Linked DNA regions of Homo sapiens: region 2 is linked to region 1. Evidence: chromatin contacts called from ENCODE Hi-C or POLR2A ChIA-PET data. All regions are on one chromosome and are shown on one strand. Each heading gives the region's core, a stretch centred on a gene start or an enhancer-like site at or near the end of the contact. The rest is flanking DNA. Distances are from core to core; before and after follow the strand shown.

Evidence for each region. Hi-C counts contacts between places; a loop is a spot of excess contacts on that map. ChIA-PET counts read pairs that join two places held with the same protein, here RNA polymerase II (POLR2A). Pooled maps may share reads with other maps.
Region 2: a loop to region 1 is called in a map of B cell, with 19 times the contacts of the local background. The contact joins two enhancer-like sites. A Hi-C loop is called at or near these places in 1 of 168 maps with a recorded cell type or tissue (B cell) and 6 of 50 pooled maps. POLR2A ChIA-PET finds 5 or more read pairs at or near these places in 2 of 52 experiments (CD4-positive, alpha-beta T cell and WTC11).

Annotation. Positions count from the first base shown.
Region 1 is chr14:89,715,435-89,723,107 of GRCh38, reverse strand. No RefSeq gene overlaps it. Among named protein-coding and RNA genes, the nearest start is that of FOXN3-AS2, 140 kb to the right of the region's middle. Within about 2 kb of position 2,952, at least 14 of the 41 ENCODE cell types and tissues checked have a DNase peak (open chromatin) inside an H3K27ac peak, as active enhancers do; they include B cell, where a contact is called at or near this core.
Region 2 is chr14:89,301,063-89,308,735 of GRCh38, reverse strand. The region is part of intron 3 of FOXN3 (forkhead box N3); the gene reads left to right. Among named protein-coding and RNA genes, the nearest start is that of FOXN3-AS3, 45 kb to the left of the region's middle. RefSeq lists enhancers at 1-285, 3,378-3,647, 4,561-4,760, 4,861-4,920, 4,951-5,020. Within about 2 kb of position 4,660, at least 31 of the 41 ENCODE cell types and tissues checked have a DNase peak (open chromatin) inside an H3K27ac peak, as active enhancers do; they include B cell, where a contact is called at or near this core.

The DNA of each region.
Region 1 (7,673 bases), core at 1,703-4,202:
GTAGGTCAGGGTCTCGCAGACACAGTCTCGCAGATGGGGACTAGTATGCCAGAGTTTATAAATGAAGTGCTCCAGGGGAAATGAGGGGGTGGGAGGAGGAACAGGCTGGATGGGGAAGGGAAAGGAGCCCAGCAAGACAGCCACTTCAGGCCAAGTCCCAGCCTCAGCATGGCTCTACAAAAAGCAGTGGAGTGTAAGTTACACCTCTGATTGTATCCCAACTCCAGGCACCCCAGAGCTGGGCTTTCATATTCTGCACCAGTCAGCCATTGGCCAATGGCCCCCTAGGGAGGACCCAAATTTCCAGGTACATCTGTCACCAGTCTTTAGAAGAGAGTCATTAGAAGCAGGCATAGAAGCCAAGGGAAGGGGCCAGTCTTGGTGGCTCACGCCTGTAATGCCAGCACTTTGGGAGGCTGAGGTAGGTGGATCACCTGAGGCCAGGAGTTTGAGACCAGCCTGGCCAACGTGGTGAAACCCCGACTCTACTAAAAATACAAAATTAGCTGGGTGTGGTGGCGCATGCCTGTAATCTCAGCTACTCAGGAGGCTGAGGCAGGAGAATTGCTTGAACCTGAAAGGCGGAGGTTACAGTGAGCCGAGATCGCACCACTGCACTCTAGCCTGGGCAACAGAGCAAGGCTCTGTCTCAAAAAAAAAAAAAAAAAAAAGAGAGAAGCCAAGGGAAGGACACTCAGAAATGGACAAAGGATTTTCAGGAGAGGGCACAGAGCCCCTCAATACAGTGTTCCCCATGCGTATTAAGACCTGTGGGCAGAACAAGGAATAAATGTTTCAGATATGAGTCCAAAATCCAAGGACACGCCCTTCAACTTGCAGACACTGGTTTCCAGTTGAGCTGCTTCTCACATGGGCAACTCTAGCCAGCTGGTAACAGCAGAGATTTGTGTACTTGGTAATGTTTTTAAAAAACAGCTGGGGATTGTCTGGGCAACGCTGGAGGCCAGCTTCTGTGCAATCGCACGGGCCTGCTGAGCTTGTCCCTCTCCTCCTGCTGTCCCCAGAGGGGCAAACAAGCTTCTTTCTTATTCAACCTATGTCTTCCTGAACTCTGTTTCTCTCTGACGTGGCTGGAGAGACTAAGACAGTTCTCATTAAGAAGACTACATAAGCAAGGCCTAAATTATGTGCTACAAATCCTGCAAGAGTGTCATGAAAATGGAGGTTGCTCAGGACTGGAGGAGCCGCGGAAGGCTTTTTATGGGAGATGGGACTTCATTTTGGCCTTGAAAAGCAGCAGAGCTTAGTAGGTAGAAAAGAGAAAGAAGGGCATCCCGGCAGGGGGGTACACATTGAGCAAACGGCACAGAGGTGAGACCTGACGTGCACTTTTATGGCACAAAGTGAAGACTGTCTTAGCTTAAGGGAAGAATCCCAGCCCAGAAGGCTGACAGTCGGTCACCCTGGGTCTGAAATTTGGGTCATGGTCTTAAGCCATCTACCCCTCTGCTGCTTGGTTCAGCTTCTTTCTGATTCTCTGCCTAATTCCCCCCTCAGACTGGCTTTCCATCAAGCTGTGTCGGGCTCCAGACCATCCTCCTAATTAATACATGCCAGGTCCCATGAGTTGACAAGCTTTCAATACAAAGAAATAAATGATATAAGCCAGGATGAAAAGCAGAACAAAATAAAGATAGCAGGGGGTGTTTGGAGTGAACAACATCATGAAACGGGCCAATTTCAGAGACTTTTTGGAAAAGCGGAAACCTGATGTGTTAATTAGGAGTCTATTTCCATAATAAGACTGCTCAGAGGAAGGTAATAGAAGAAACAAAGGGGCAGTGGCAGGGACTGGTCAGGCAGGATGGAAGTTACAGCTTAAGGAGAGGGGAGAGGGCTTATTATTGTCTGTTGTCTTCTGTATCTCTGGGGTCTGCTGGCTCCATAAGACAGGGGGCTGCCCCTTCTTTGTTTTGTAAAGCACCGTGAATAAAGAGCTTCGGGTATAAATAACAATGTGGTTTCTGGCCCCAAGACCCGATTCAACAGGAAGTACTGCAGCCTTACCAGCTCCAGCTGGTGGTAGATTTTGACTTTTCAGGGCATACTCTATTCAGAGGAACTGTCTGCTGCTGAGATGAGCCAATATAGTGGTTCAAAACAAGAGGAAGTGTGGCAAGGAAGTGAGGTGCCAATGCACCCGCAGTGAGGGAAGGGCACTTGTGAAGCCGGAAGCCTTCATCTGGCCTCAAGCAGCTAGGTTTGGGGGATTCGAGCAAGGGTGCTGGAATCAGGTAGATGTGGGATCTAACCCCCAGCTCTGCCGCCTGCTGGCTCTGTGGTTAGGCCTTCCAACTGGTATGCTGAGCTGAGAAAAGACAGTGTATCTTCTCCACTACTGCCAGATTGATTTTTCAAAAGCACAGCTTTGAGCATCTCTTCCTGCTGTTTGGAGATGGCAGTGGCTCCCAACTGCCTAGCAGAAGCCAGTCCACTGTGGGGTTGGCCAAGTTCTGCACTTCAGGGACTTTGACTGAGAGGGTGAACCCTCCTAAACCTCGTGTTCTTCTTCATGAAGCAAGGATGATAATAGGCACTGTATTGTTGGGCCACTGTGAAAGTTAAAGGAGATAATTCACGTAAAGCATGTGGCACATCATAAGTGCCCCACTAACAAGAATCTTCACGACTGGTTAAGAAACTGCTTGAGTGCAAAGCCCCATTCTTCCTTTACCAGATGTGACCTTGGGTACATTTCTTAATTTCCCCATTGTATTAGTCCGTTCTCACATTGCTGCAAAGACACTACCCCAGAATGGGTAATTTATAAAGGAAAGAGGCTTAATTGACTCAAGTTCAGTGTGGCTGGGGAGGCCTCAGGAAACTCACAACCATGGAGGAAGGGGAAGCAAACACGGCAGGAAGGAGAATGAAAGCCAAGCAAAAGGGGTTTCCCCTTATAAAACCATCAGATCTCGTGAGACTTATTCACTACCACGAGAACAGTTGGGGGAAACCACCCCCATGATTCAATTATCTCCCACCAGGTCCCTCCCACCACAAATGGGAATTACGGGAGCTACAATTCAAGATGAGATTTGGATATGGACACAGCGAGACCTTATCACCCATCCTCAAACGCTCACCTGTAAAACAAGGTTGTTGAGAGGATTCGATGAACTGATGTATCTAAAGCATCTTGACCAGTACTTAGTGCTCAATAATTTTAGTTTTATGACATCATCATCATCATTATCACTGCTTCCTCCATCACCATCATGATGATCATTTAGATCTGGGAGAAAAAAAAGAAATAAATTGGGAATATACTTATTGAAATGAGTCCCTGAAGTTGCTCTGGGGGTCTAGGAGTGGAGAAGGGGGCTGAACGCCTCCATCCCTCCTCTCCACAGATACTTCTGGTAGGGCCTGGGGTAGTTGGGACCAGTGAGGGCTTCAGGGACTGGGTGTGCCTGTTGCATCTGGCTGTTTTCTCCTGGCTTCTGGATCTAATGCTGGGCACCTGTTCAACCCAGGCCAACTGGAAGGTGGGGGTCAATCTTGCTGAATGAGACTATGGTGGTTGTGGTTGTTAGATAGAGGACACGTGCTTCCTCTTTCTGCTGTCATGAGAGTCCCTCAGGGAAAGTTCATGACGAGGTGAAATGTTACTCTGGTCTCCTGTTTTTCTTTTTCTTTTTTTTTTTTTTTTGGAGATGGAGTTTTGCTTTTGTCGCCCAGGCTGGAGTGCAATGGCGCAATCTCGGCTCATAGCAACCTCCGCCTCCCGGGTTCAAGCCATTCTCCTGCCTCAGCCTCCGGAGTAGTTGGGATTACAGGCATGTGCCACCACGCCCGGCTAATTTTGTATTTTTAGTAGAGACGGGGTTTCTCCACGTTGGTCAGGCTGGTCTCGAACTCTGGACCTCAGATGATCCGCCCACCTCGGCCTCCCAAAGTGCTGGGATTACAGCATGAGCCACCGCGCCTCGCCTGTCTCCTGTTTTTCTATCTGAAGGTAATGACCACTTCACCCATTTTGTGTGATGTTGGCAAGGCTGCCAACAGTGTGACCCCACCCCATTGCTGCGATATAATGCAACCCAAGCAAAGTGAATCAAAATCATTATAGGGAGTTTGCTTGAGAGCTAAGGGTAGGGGTAGGGGTGGAGGGAAGTGTCCTTCTCCCTTGCCCTAGGATGCAGAGATCTAAAGAACACAGGAGGCTGAAGATGCCAGACAGGGGTCCTTGCAGCCGTGTTGGAGAGATTGGAGAGATTCTGCTTGAGAGTGAAGTCAATCAAAGTCAAAAGACAGAGCCCTCTTATCATTGTTTGAGCCACTTGATACAGCTATGCCTGAAGGTGGTCACCCCCAGACTTCCCAGGTACATGAACCAATTAACTCCATAAAGCTGATTGAGTTGGATTTTTGTCACTTGTACTAATGAGTACAGTGCCTTTATTTGCAACTGTGAGAAATTTGCTTCATATGCTTTAAACTCATTTGTGTTAGGAATAATTAGGTTTTTTAAATTTGTGGAGGGGCTATCTAGGAGTGGGGAATAGAAAACTGAGATGCAACAGAAGGCAGAGAAGAAGCTGATGCTTTGCACTGAAGCCTTGGAAAAGATCAAGGAAGCTGAGAGCTGGTAGCCAAGGGCCATGGAACAGCCAGCTGTGTTGATGGAAGGGAAGAAACAGGGTCACCTGTGGGAGGAGCAGGCAGCACAGGCAAAGACATTAGGCTATAGTGTTTATGGATAAGGACCTATATAACCTTCTATGTGGTGGCACAAATTTGGCAAATCACTACTCAGCTATATTAAGCCAATTCGATAAAAATTACTCAAAGCATCTCAATCAAAAAGGCAATGTCAACTTGGAGTCACACAGCCCTGGGCTTAGGGCCAGCTTTGGGACAATCTAGTTGAGTGACATTAAGAGAATTATTTGACATCTCTGATCCTCAGTTCCATTTCTGCACCATAGGGATAATAATGCCTTCCTCACATAATAGGTGATGATGGTACTGTTTTATTCAAGCTCTTCCACACCTCTGGGACCACAATAGAAAAATGAGAAGCAAGACAACCAACAACTCCATTCCAAAAAGTACAAAGCACATGCAATATGTGCACGAAGAATCAGACATAGAAGGAAAAACAGGGCCAGGCACAGGGGCTCGCACCTGTAATCCCAACACTTTGGGAGGCTGAGGGGGGTGGTTCACTTGAGTCCAGGAGTTCAAAACCAGCCTGGGCAACATAGGGAGACCCCATCTCTACAAAAAAAATTCAAAAATTTAGCTGGACATGGTGGTGCACGCCAGGAGTCCCAGCTACTATGGTAGCTGAGGCGGGAGGATTGCTTGAGCCTGGGAGGTGGAGGCTGCAGTGAGCTGTTATTGCAACTACTGCATTCCAACCTGGGTGACAGAGCAAGACACTGTCCCCTCCCCCCGAAAAAGAAGAAAAAACATTTTAGCATGTGTGTTATCTATGATTTAGAAGCACATTTTTAAAACCATAGGGAAGGCAAATCCTGAAAACTGTTCAGGTAGTAAAAGCTGGAAAATGGAAAAATATCCAGTACTATATATTACTAGTTTTCAATCTATATATATTGTTGGTAATATTTTTATTTAGTTTGCTATCTTTGTGCTTTTATTTTAGTAACAAATGTCTTTAAGTTATTTATGAGTCCTTTTTCCATAGGCATTATGGTTTTTTATCATCTATTAGCTGCTTCAGGGCTCTAGCTAGCAAGTTTTTGTTGCTGTTGTTGTTGTTTTGAGACAGACTCACTCTGTCACCCAGGCTGGAGGGCAGTGGTGTGATCTTGGCTCACTGCAACCTCCGCCTCCTGGGTTCAAGCAATTCTCCTGCCTCAGCCTCCTGAGTAGCTAGGATTACAGGCGTGTGCCACCATGCCTGGCTACTTTTTGGAATTTTTTTTAGTAGAAACAAGGTTTCACCATTTTGGCCAGGCTGGCCTCAAACTCCTGGCCTCAAGTGATCCACCTGTCTTGGCCTCCCAAAGTGCTGGGATTACAGGCGTGAGCCACTGAGCCCAACCTCTAACTAGCAAGTTTGACACAGAGTTGAGGATAGTGGTCCTCTCATTTCCTTTTCAGGACAAACAGCAGGTCTGATGGGGGCTGTGAAGAAGCCACGCAGTTTTGGTGACTAGACTGTCAAGGAAACAGGGTTCTCTAGGTTGGCACTAACAGTGACAGTTGTCTTCTCCTGCATTAGCCAGGGTTTTCCAGAGAAACAGAACCAATGAGATGTATATAGGCCAAGCATGGAGGCTTGCGCCTATAATCCCAGCACTTTATGAGGCTGAGGCAGGCAAGAGGATCACTTGAGTCCTGGAGTTCGAGGTCATCATGGGCAAATAGCAAAACCTACTTTAAAAAAAAAAAGTAAAAAGTGTATAGATGTGAGAGAGATTGATTGATTTTAAGGAGTTAGCCCTTAAAATGACTATGGAGACTGGCAAGTCCAAACTCTGTAGAGTAGGCCAGCAAAGTTGGAGACCCAGGGAGGCACTGCAGTTAGAGTCCAAAGGCCGAGTCTACCGGCTGAATTCCCTCTTCCTCCAGGGAGGTCAGTCTTTTTTTCTATTAAGGCCTTCAACTGACTGGATGAGGCCCACCCACATTATGGAAGGTCATCTGCTTTACTCAAAGTCTACTGATTTCAATATTAAACTGGTCTCGATTTTTTTTTTTTTTTTTTTTGAGACAAGGTTGGCTCTATTGCCCAGGCTGGAGTGTAGTGGCATGATCTCGGCTCACAGCAACCTCCATCTCCTGGGCTCAATCCATTCTCCCACCTCAGCCTCCCAAGTAGCTGGGATTACAGGCACGTACCACCACTCCTGGCTAATTTTTATTTTTTGTTTTTGGTAGACATGGGGATTCACCATGTTGCCCAGGCTGGTCTTGAACTTGCGAGCTCAAGCAATCCACCTGCCTTGGCCTCCCAAAGTGCTAGGACTACAGGTGTGATCTACCACACCTGGCAATTTCAATGTTAATCTTACCTTTAAAAAAATCTTCACTGAAACATCTAGAATTGTTTGACCAAATATCTGAGTACTGTGACATAGCTATGTTAACACCTAAAATTAACAAACATATCTTCACAAATAGTTTTTGGACCATTGACTTCCCAGATGAGGCCCTGGGAGGACCATGAGCAGAGCTACTGCTGAATGTCTGTGAGACACCACTAGTAAACCCCAAACCTTTATATCCCTATGACCTGAGACTCCCTAAAATAACCAGGGCAGGGATTTGCAAGGGTGTTAAAATTCCAAGACAGCAGTTGGGAACTCCGGTCACAGACAGATATGTCTTTATATTAAAATGGTCTCATTTGTATTCACAACCTGGCTAGGCCTGGGACATTTAGGTTACAGTTTCTTGTTAACTAGGTAGCATCCTGAAGATGTGCCTCTCTGTCTTTATTACCCAGTGACTGGATGGGGTGCAGGTAGTTAGTAATAGTTTTATGAGTAAGTCTTAACAAATGTTGTACACCTAGTAGTGGCACAGATATGTGGTGTATTCATTAGAAGTTGAACTGGAAATGGGCACTATGATTTGTGTTAGTTCACTGGTTCATGGACAAGACCTTGACAGCAGCTGCCTGCATTTAACGTAAGAAGTTCCACTTGGGAAATGCAATTCTTGGGGTTTGGTCT
Region 2 (7,673 bases), core at 3,411-5,910, 420 kb after region 1:
ACTCATTTAATTCTAGTCTTGGGGACTCTGAATGACTCAGCTTCTCTTTTTGAGCCAGGCCAACTAGGCCATAGGTTACTTGAACTCCTATGTTTTGTGTCCAGTTCTGGGGCCAGATTCTGCTTCTTCCCGTAGTATGTGGCCACGGATGTGGGTTCAGGCGTTATAAGGACAGTGTGGGCCAGGAGCTCCCAAAGACCCGCAACTTCACCAGGTATCTTCATTCACAGAATGACACCTTTCCCCAGGTACAGCCTGAAGACAGTGGGATTATTTTCAGAGTAGACTGGAGACCCATAGTGGCCACAGCAAGTGCGTGCATCTGCACAGAACGGTGCGGGACATCTCGAACAAATTCCAGAAGATTCGAGCTCATTTTAGGAGAGCTAATTCCATCCTGCAGGATTAGGGACAGAAATATACAATTTTTTCATTTGTCTTCTTTTTGTTTGTCTGTTTGTTCATTTGTTTTGAAACAGGGTCTCACTCTGGCACCCAGGGTGGAGTGCAGTGGTACAGTCTCTGCTCACTGAAGCCTCACCTCCCAGGTTCAAATGATTCTCGTGCCTCAGCCTCCCGAGTAGCTGGGATTATAGGCGGGTGCCACCACGCCTGGCTAAACTGTGTATTTTTGGTAGAGACAGGGTTTCACCATGTTGCCCAGGCTGGTCTTGAACTCCTGACCTCAGATGATCCGCCCACCTCGGCCTCCCAAAGTGCTGGGATTACAGGTGTGAGCCACTGCTCCCGGCCTAATTTTTCATTTTGATGTTATTTTCATGCTCTTCTTCCAAAAATGCAAATACTGACAAAACTTGAAGATCTTTGTTCTTTTCTTTATGTCGGTGCAGAGTGTACAAAAGTTACCTATATCGGGCACACATTGAAATTTGCATTAGCAGAGACTGCTATAGGATTTACTTATGAGTGATTCTGAAAGGTTAAGAATGGCACTTTTTCTAAGCTTTGGTTGAGGTTGGGATTGGGAAGGATGGTTCCTCTCACCATGGTTATGCAAAAACTATGGGTTGTAATAGGATGCAAACACGTGTCTCCCAAGAATAAGCAGAGGTGCAGGCTGCCAACGAGCTTTAAGAAATACTGTGGCTCGGTAAATGGAGAACCGAAGGGAGAGAGGGTAGCAAAAGCAAAGAGACCTTTGGTGTTTCCGACTTTCACGAGAGCCTGTCCAAATTTTCATCTGCATCAGCACTTTTCTAGCAAAGTTCACCGGCCATCCAGCATTATCTGGTGGGCGGCCTTATTTACACACATATATATAATTGATTCCATATTCCTCTCAGACCTACAAACAGTACCCATGTTTGTTTTTAATAACCAGAATTATTTCAGCTTAAAAAAAGGTGTAGATTTACATAGACAGTCTGATGAGTGCCTCAGATTGTTCCATTAGTAACACAGAGGAGAAACAATCTTAAGAAAAACATTTTGAATTTGTGTGTGGAGGTGGAGAGAGGATTGGGTTAGTGAAATCAGAAAGCTTCCAAGTAATGATTATTACATTTAATAATAATTAGATTAGCGTTCCACAGGGACTGTTTTCTGGAAATTTTGGTAGGACAGTCACTGAGTAACACACACACTCAGAGCAACCTAGGTTTCAGGCCATTGGGTGGGACATGGCCTATTTGCTTTGTTTTGGTCGCGTTTAAAGTTAATCCAAAATCAATTTCTTTTTCAAGATTAAAATGTCACTACTCTGTCTTCCACTTCAGGCTTCTGCAAACTTTTTCTATGAAGGGTCATGTAGTAACTGTTTAGCACAAAATAGACGTACACATAAACAAGTGAGTGTGTTGTGTCCCAATAAAATGTTATTTATGGCATTGAAGTTTGAATTTCATATAATTTTCACTTGTCAAGAAATAATATTCTTCTTTTGATTCTTTTTTCCCTGACCATTACCAAATGTCAAAGCCATACTTAGCTTCCAGCTAGTACAGTTTGGTTCATAATTTGCCAACCCCCGTCCTAGTTCTGACTTTGTAGTCAGAATTTTGTCTTTTGGGGAGAAAACTCCACTTTGCATATGAAGGAGAACCAAAATGGGCCGGGCGCGGTGGCTCACGCCTGTAATCCCAGCACTTTGGAAGGCTGAGGCGGGCGGATCACGAGTTCAGGAGATTGAGACCATGCTGGCTAACACAGTGAAACCCCGTCTCTACTAAAAATACAAAAAAATTAGCCGGGCGTGGTGGTGGGCGCCTGTAGTCCCAGCTACTCAGAGGCTGAGGCAGGAGAATAGCGTGAACCCAGGAGGCGGAGCTTGCAGTGAACCGAGATGGTGCCACTGTACTCCAGCCTGGGCAACAGAGCAAGACTCCGTCTCTCCGTCTCAAAAAAAAAAAAGAGAACCAAAGTGTGTGTGTGTGTGTGTGTGCATGCGTCTGTGTGTCTGTGAGTGTGTGTGTGTGTGTTGAGCTTTTCTGTTTCTTCAGCTCCCCTCTTGGGGATGAAGCAGGGTCTCTAGACATTAGAACTCCGGTTGTTGGAGCCTGCCACCAGCAGTTTAGTGCTGATGGCAAGGAGGCTCGCCTCAGGGACTGAAAAACTCTTCTCCACACAGAGAATTCTAAATGACTCTTGAAATAGAGGGAATTGAGAATGCAGACAAAGGCAGAAACTTGAGAGGAAAGCTGCTGAGCATTATATGCACATAGCTCTGTAAGGGTTGTGAAAATGGTGGTGGTGTTCTCATAATTTCTTTGCAAATATATATGTATTTTAAAAGGCTTAGGTCTCTCAGCTGCTTCTTTTCATCCTTATTCTTAGAGAAGTAGGCAAAAGACATGCTTCCACAAATTATAAACACCTGGTTTTGTTTAGTATCCTATTGAGGGAAATTAGGAAAGTTGCAGAAACATTCAGTTTTCCTAAATTGTTTTACAAAACCTGTGACAATGCACTGCAGACATATGCATTGTATTTAGTTAGATCCGTTTAATAAGAATCATTCTTATCAGGGCACCTCCCAAATCCTTCATAAATATAAGGCTTTTAAATATTTGTCTCCTTTTATAATTAGTCTAGATTTAGCAGTGGGTCTTCCTGATTTGGGAGGAAGCATGCTTCATGGTTGCCTGGCAACAGCTAATCGTGGTATTAGGGGCCAACAAAACAGTTGGCAGAAACTGTAAATTCTTTTGTCTTGTTAACAAAAAATGATAGTTAAAGATACAGCAGTATGTTAAGTCTGTTCTGTTGTTCAAACATATAACTTACGTGATAAATTCCTATGCTAATATAACCTCAGTGTGCTGCTCAAATTTATAGCTTGTTTAGAGAACCTGCTCACTTCGTACTTGGGTCACATGTCATCTGCTCATGGTACTGAAACTCATCGGGTAGGACAGTGATGTCATAGAGGCGTCCTTTTCTCAAGGGCTCTTAAGATGAATCTGAGGTTTTTGTTGAACGATGGGTTCTGAAACATATGTGAAGCTCCAGCATAAACGTCTGAAGTCAGGATTCTGGTTCTTAAGCAGGAGCCGCGAGTTCACCATCGATGACCTCAGTTCCCATCTCCTAGTGGCCCTCAGTGGGTACAGACACCAGCACCCGGCCTGTGTGATCCGTCCTGGTGCTGGCCAGGCCTTCCTCTCGTCCCCTCCAGATCAGCCGGGCTCAGCGTAAGTTTTCTAGGACAACTTCGTAAAATGAATTCTCATTTCATAAGCAAATATAGTGTGAGTCATGCTTTGGCCACATAGAATTAAGAAGGAAGAAAAAACACTATTTATTTGGTTGGTACTTTTTTTTTTTTTTTTTTTAAGAAACTACACTGTATTCCAGATTTGTCCGCAGATCACTGTCAGCTTCCTCTCCTCTGGGTATATGTTTTTAAAGGACGTTGTCTATTATGGGTCAGGGTCCCCCGCTCCACCAGGCACTTCGGTGTGTATTTTCTCACTTAACTCCCAGCTCTGTGCAGAAGGTCTGGGAGACACCAGTGCTTAAGCCAAGTTTTATGGGGGCCAGACGAGGAGCAGCCGGGTTGAATGCCCAGGTTTTCTCTGGTTTCCAAGCCCATACTCTGCTTTATCCTTAGTTTTGGGCCCAGTTTTCAGAACACATCCAGAATCATCCATTTGCCCAGCAAACCAACATAAGGTATCAAATGAATGGCCAAGATGTTGAATGTATTTCATCCTTTGTTTCCTTGATTTCTAAAAAAACAGCCCTTAGATATTTTTAACAGAATTTTTAAAAAGCACCCCCTGTTGTCTAAGTTCTCTTTTCTATATGATCTTTGCCGCCTCTCCTGCCCCCACCTCCACCATAGTCAGAAATCTCACATCTCAACAAACATCTCTCTCCTGTCTTCACCGCGGTTCTGCTCACAGCCACTTTCCCCTTCAAACTGGACATTTTGGATTTTCCCTGCTAACCTTACCGCCCCTTCCCGCCCCTTCCCGGGCTCCAGCTCAGCAGGAAGAAATGTCGTCAGCAGAGGCTGCAAACCCAAGCCTGTCCCTTTTCAGTGGTATTTTTACTACGAGCTGAACTACTTCAGCATCATGTAAACACGCTGGAGTGTGTTCACAGCTGCCTCTCTTTTAAAGTTGAACCAGCTCAGAACTAAAAGGGGAACTGCTTTCAGGTTCTGTTCAAGTTTGCATGTGACAGCATCAAAGCTATTTTTAGCAGAGTGATCACCGGCAAGAAGCTGGAAACGGCTGCCTTCAACTATCAACAGTGGAAAGAAAGGATCATTTATGGACTGCTGCAGCTCTTGAGTCCATTTATATGGGAGACACAGGGGTGTGTAAATCTCTTCTTCAAAGTTACAAGGCGTCTTGTCCCCCATCACCTTTGCAGAGACAGGGCAGTGTTAATTTAGTGCTTGGTTGCCTGGGCTCCAAGTTAAAGTAGATACACTGATAATAGTGAATTATAGGACTGTCCTCAATGTCTGTTCTGAGAAGAAGGCGATGTATAGATGCTCAGAAACATCCATTAAACTTTTGAAGTGTTTGTATTGTTTCTTCAGTTTTCCTTTTCTTTTCTGTAGATCACCAAACTCAAGAGACAGCAGGAAACGGGAGGTAGTTATGTAAGCATCATGGCAATGAAGAGAGCATGAGTCACTTACTAGCCATGCGACCCTCATTAAGTGACTTTTCCTTTCTGAATTAAGTGTTCTTAGCTGCAAAATGAGGATCATAATACCAGCCCTATATACTTTATAGGGCTAGTTTTTTTTTTGTTTTTTTTTTTTAGCAGATGTTTATTGAACACCTACTCCATGCCAGCTCCTGGGGACATGAGCTGAATCAGATCGTCAGTGTCTTCAGAGAGCTCACAGTCTAGCTCCATAAATAACTAACTTATAATACCCTGTGTTTCATGGAAAGGAGACAGCATAAGACAGATAGGATCTGCTCTCAGCATGGAGGGAGGCAGGAAGAAGACAGGAGGAGCAGTATTTTCAAGACAGCATAAAAGTTTGCAAAGAAAACAAGGGAGTGAGGGACATTCCAAGCAGGGGCAACTGAGTAGCAATGACAGAGGTCAAAGGCGCTCTGGTGTCTCCAAGGGACCATGAGCAACTTGGTATTGTCAGAGCGAAAAAAACTAAAAGACAAGGGGTGGCAGGAGAAGCTGGAGCAAGTGGAGCCAATTGTTTAGTGCTAAAGAACCTGGAAGTGGCACAGGTCACAGGGAGCCAGGAGTCATTTTGAGCACACGATTGACTGGATTATACACAAATTAAAGTGGAGTCATTGCTAGCAAAAGTCCCTGAATCTGTGTATATGAAGTGGTAGCAGTTTAGTGCAGGCAAAGAATGCCCTACACATAAAGTGTCCTCCCTGGAAAGGCTAAGCTGTAGCACAGTACTAAAACTTGGTGGCCTGTGACTCCTTTGAACAATGCCTTTGAAGAGGGCGGAGGTGGGCAGCCTTTGAAGAGGGTGGAGGTGGACAGAGAAGGGCAGATGAAAGGGAGAGAAGTAGCATACCTTCTCAGACCCGATTGGTACTGGGCTCTGCAAGTGGCTTTGGAGGATAAGTCACATCCTTCAGGAGCTTTCAGGCCAGGTAGCATTGAAGAGGAAGGCACGAGCCTTGGCAGCGGTGTGTGGCCTGTGTGTGCTCAGGGGACTTGCAAAGGTGAGCCCAATGACCCAGCACCAAGAAGCACAGCCCATGTGTGTGAGTCAGTTTCCTCCAAAGGTTTCAGGAGGCTAAGGTTTTTCGGGTTATGTTTAAAGCTTCAATTGTGTGGTCCTCTTTATTCGCCATAGGAATTCAAAGAAGAGGGAAGCACAGAACAAAACAAAGTAAAACAAAGCAAAACCCTCACAATCATACGTAACTGTTTACACCCAGAAAGAAAGGTGCTGAGAAGGCATGGTGTGCTACCACATTTTGTAAAGCTTGATGGACACACCCTCATAGTTACATAACTATGGCCAAGAAGTGACATTACTCTTTTGAAACTATGTTCTCTTCGAATTTAATGCTATCATGGAAGTTCAGCAACATTATTTGCCTCAGTTCACTTCCAGGAGAGGAATAGATGTTTCTATAGTTTTTCTCGAAGCATCGAATGGGTATTAGGTACTAGGTGTGTAAGAATCAGTTTCTTCGGCTCCAGCCCATGTGATGGTGGAAGAAAACCAACGCACTTGGCCTTCCCAACCATTTCGTTTTGGGTTTTCCTGAGCTACACTATGTGGGGAGGGACTGAGAGAGGGACACGTGGGACAGTTTGCGAACAGCAGAGAGTCACAAGCAAGGAAAAGGTTGGTACAGGTGGTGAGGGAGGTGGCCAGAGGTCACCGGGAAAGGAGTGAGTAGACAGGGTACCTTTGAGGTCGGGCCGGGCCTTTCTGCTCAGTTGGAAGTATCAGGACAAAGACATGGTTAAGGCGCTGATGCCCATCACAGTACTTTGTTGCCTTGGGAGACAGAAGAGATTACTTTTTGGAATTTTTTTTTTATTTTGAGACAGAGTCTCACTCTGTAGCCCAGGCTGGAGTGCAGTGGCATGATCTCGGCCCACTGCAACCTCTGCCTCCCGGGTTCAAGCAGTTCTCCTACCTCAGCCTCCCAAGCAGCTGGGATTACAGGAGCCTGCCACTGCACCCAGGTAATTTTTGTATATTTAGTAGAGACGGGCTTTCACCATGATGGCCAGTCTGGTCTTGAACTCCTGACCTCGTGATCCATCTGCCTCGGCCTCCCAAAGTGCTGGGATTACAGGCGTGAGCCACCGAGCCCCACCACATTTTTTTTTAAGATGGGGTATCACTCTGTCACGCAGTCTGGAGCGCAGTGGCATGATCATGGCTCATGGCAGCCACAAGTTCCTGGGTTCAAGTGATCCTCCCATTTCAGCCTCCTGAGTAGCTGGGACTGCAGGTGCGTGCCACCACACCTGGCTAATTTTTTTTTTTTTTCTTTTGTAGAGATGGGATCTCCCTATGTTACCCAAGCTGGTCTCAAACTCCTGGGCTCAAGCAGTCTTCCTGCCTCAGTCTCCCAAAATGGTAGGATTATAGGCATGTCTTACATTTTGGAAATTTAAAATCACTTTGTCACTTTGAAGCCAACCATAAATAGATGTAATAAACCATAGGAAAAATGTTTTATAAAAAATAAACATCTGAGGCTGGGTGCAGTGGCTCATGCCTGTAATCCTAGCACTTT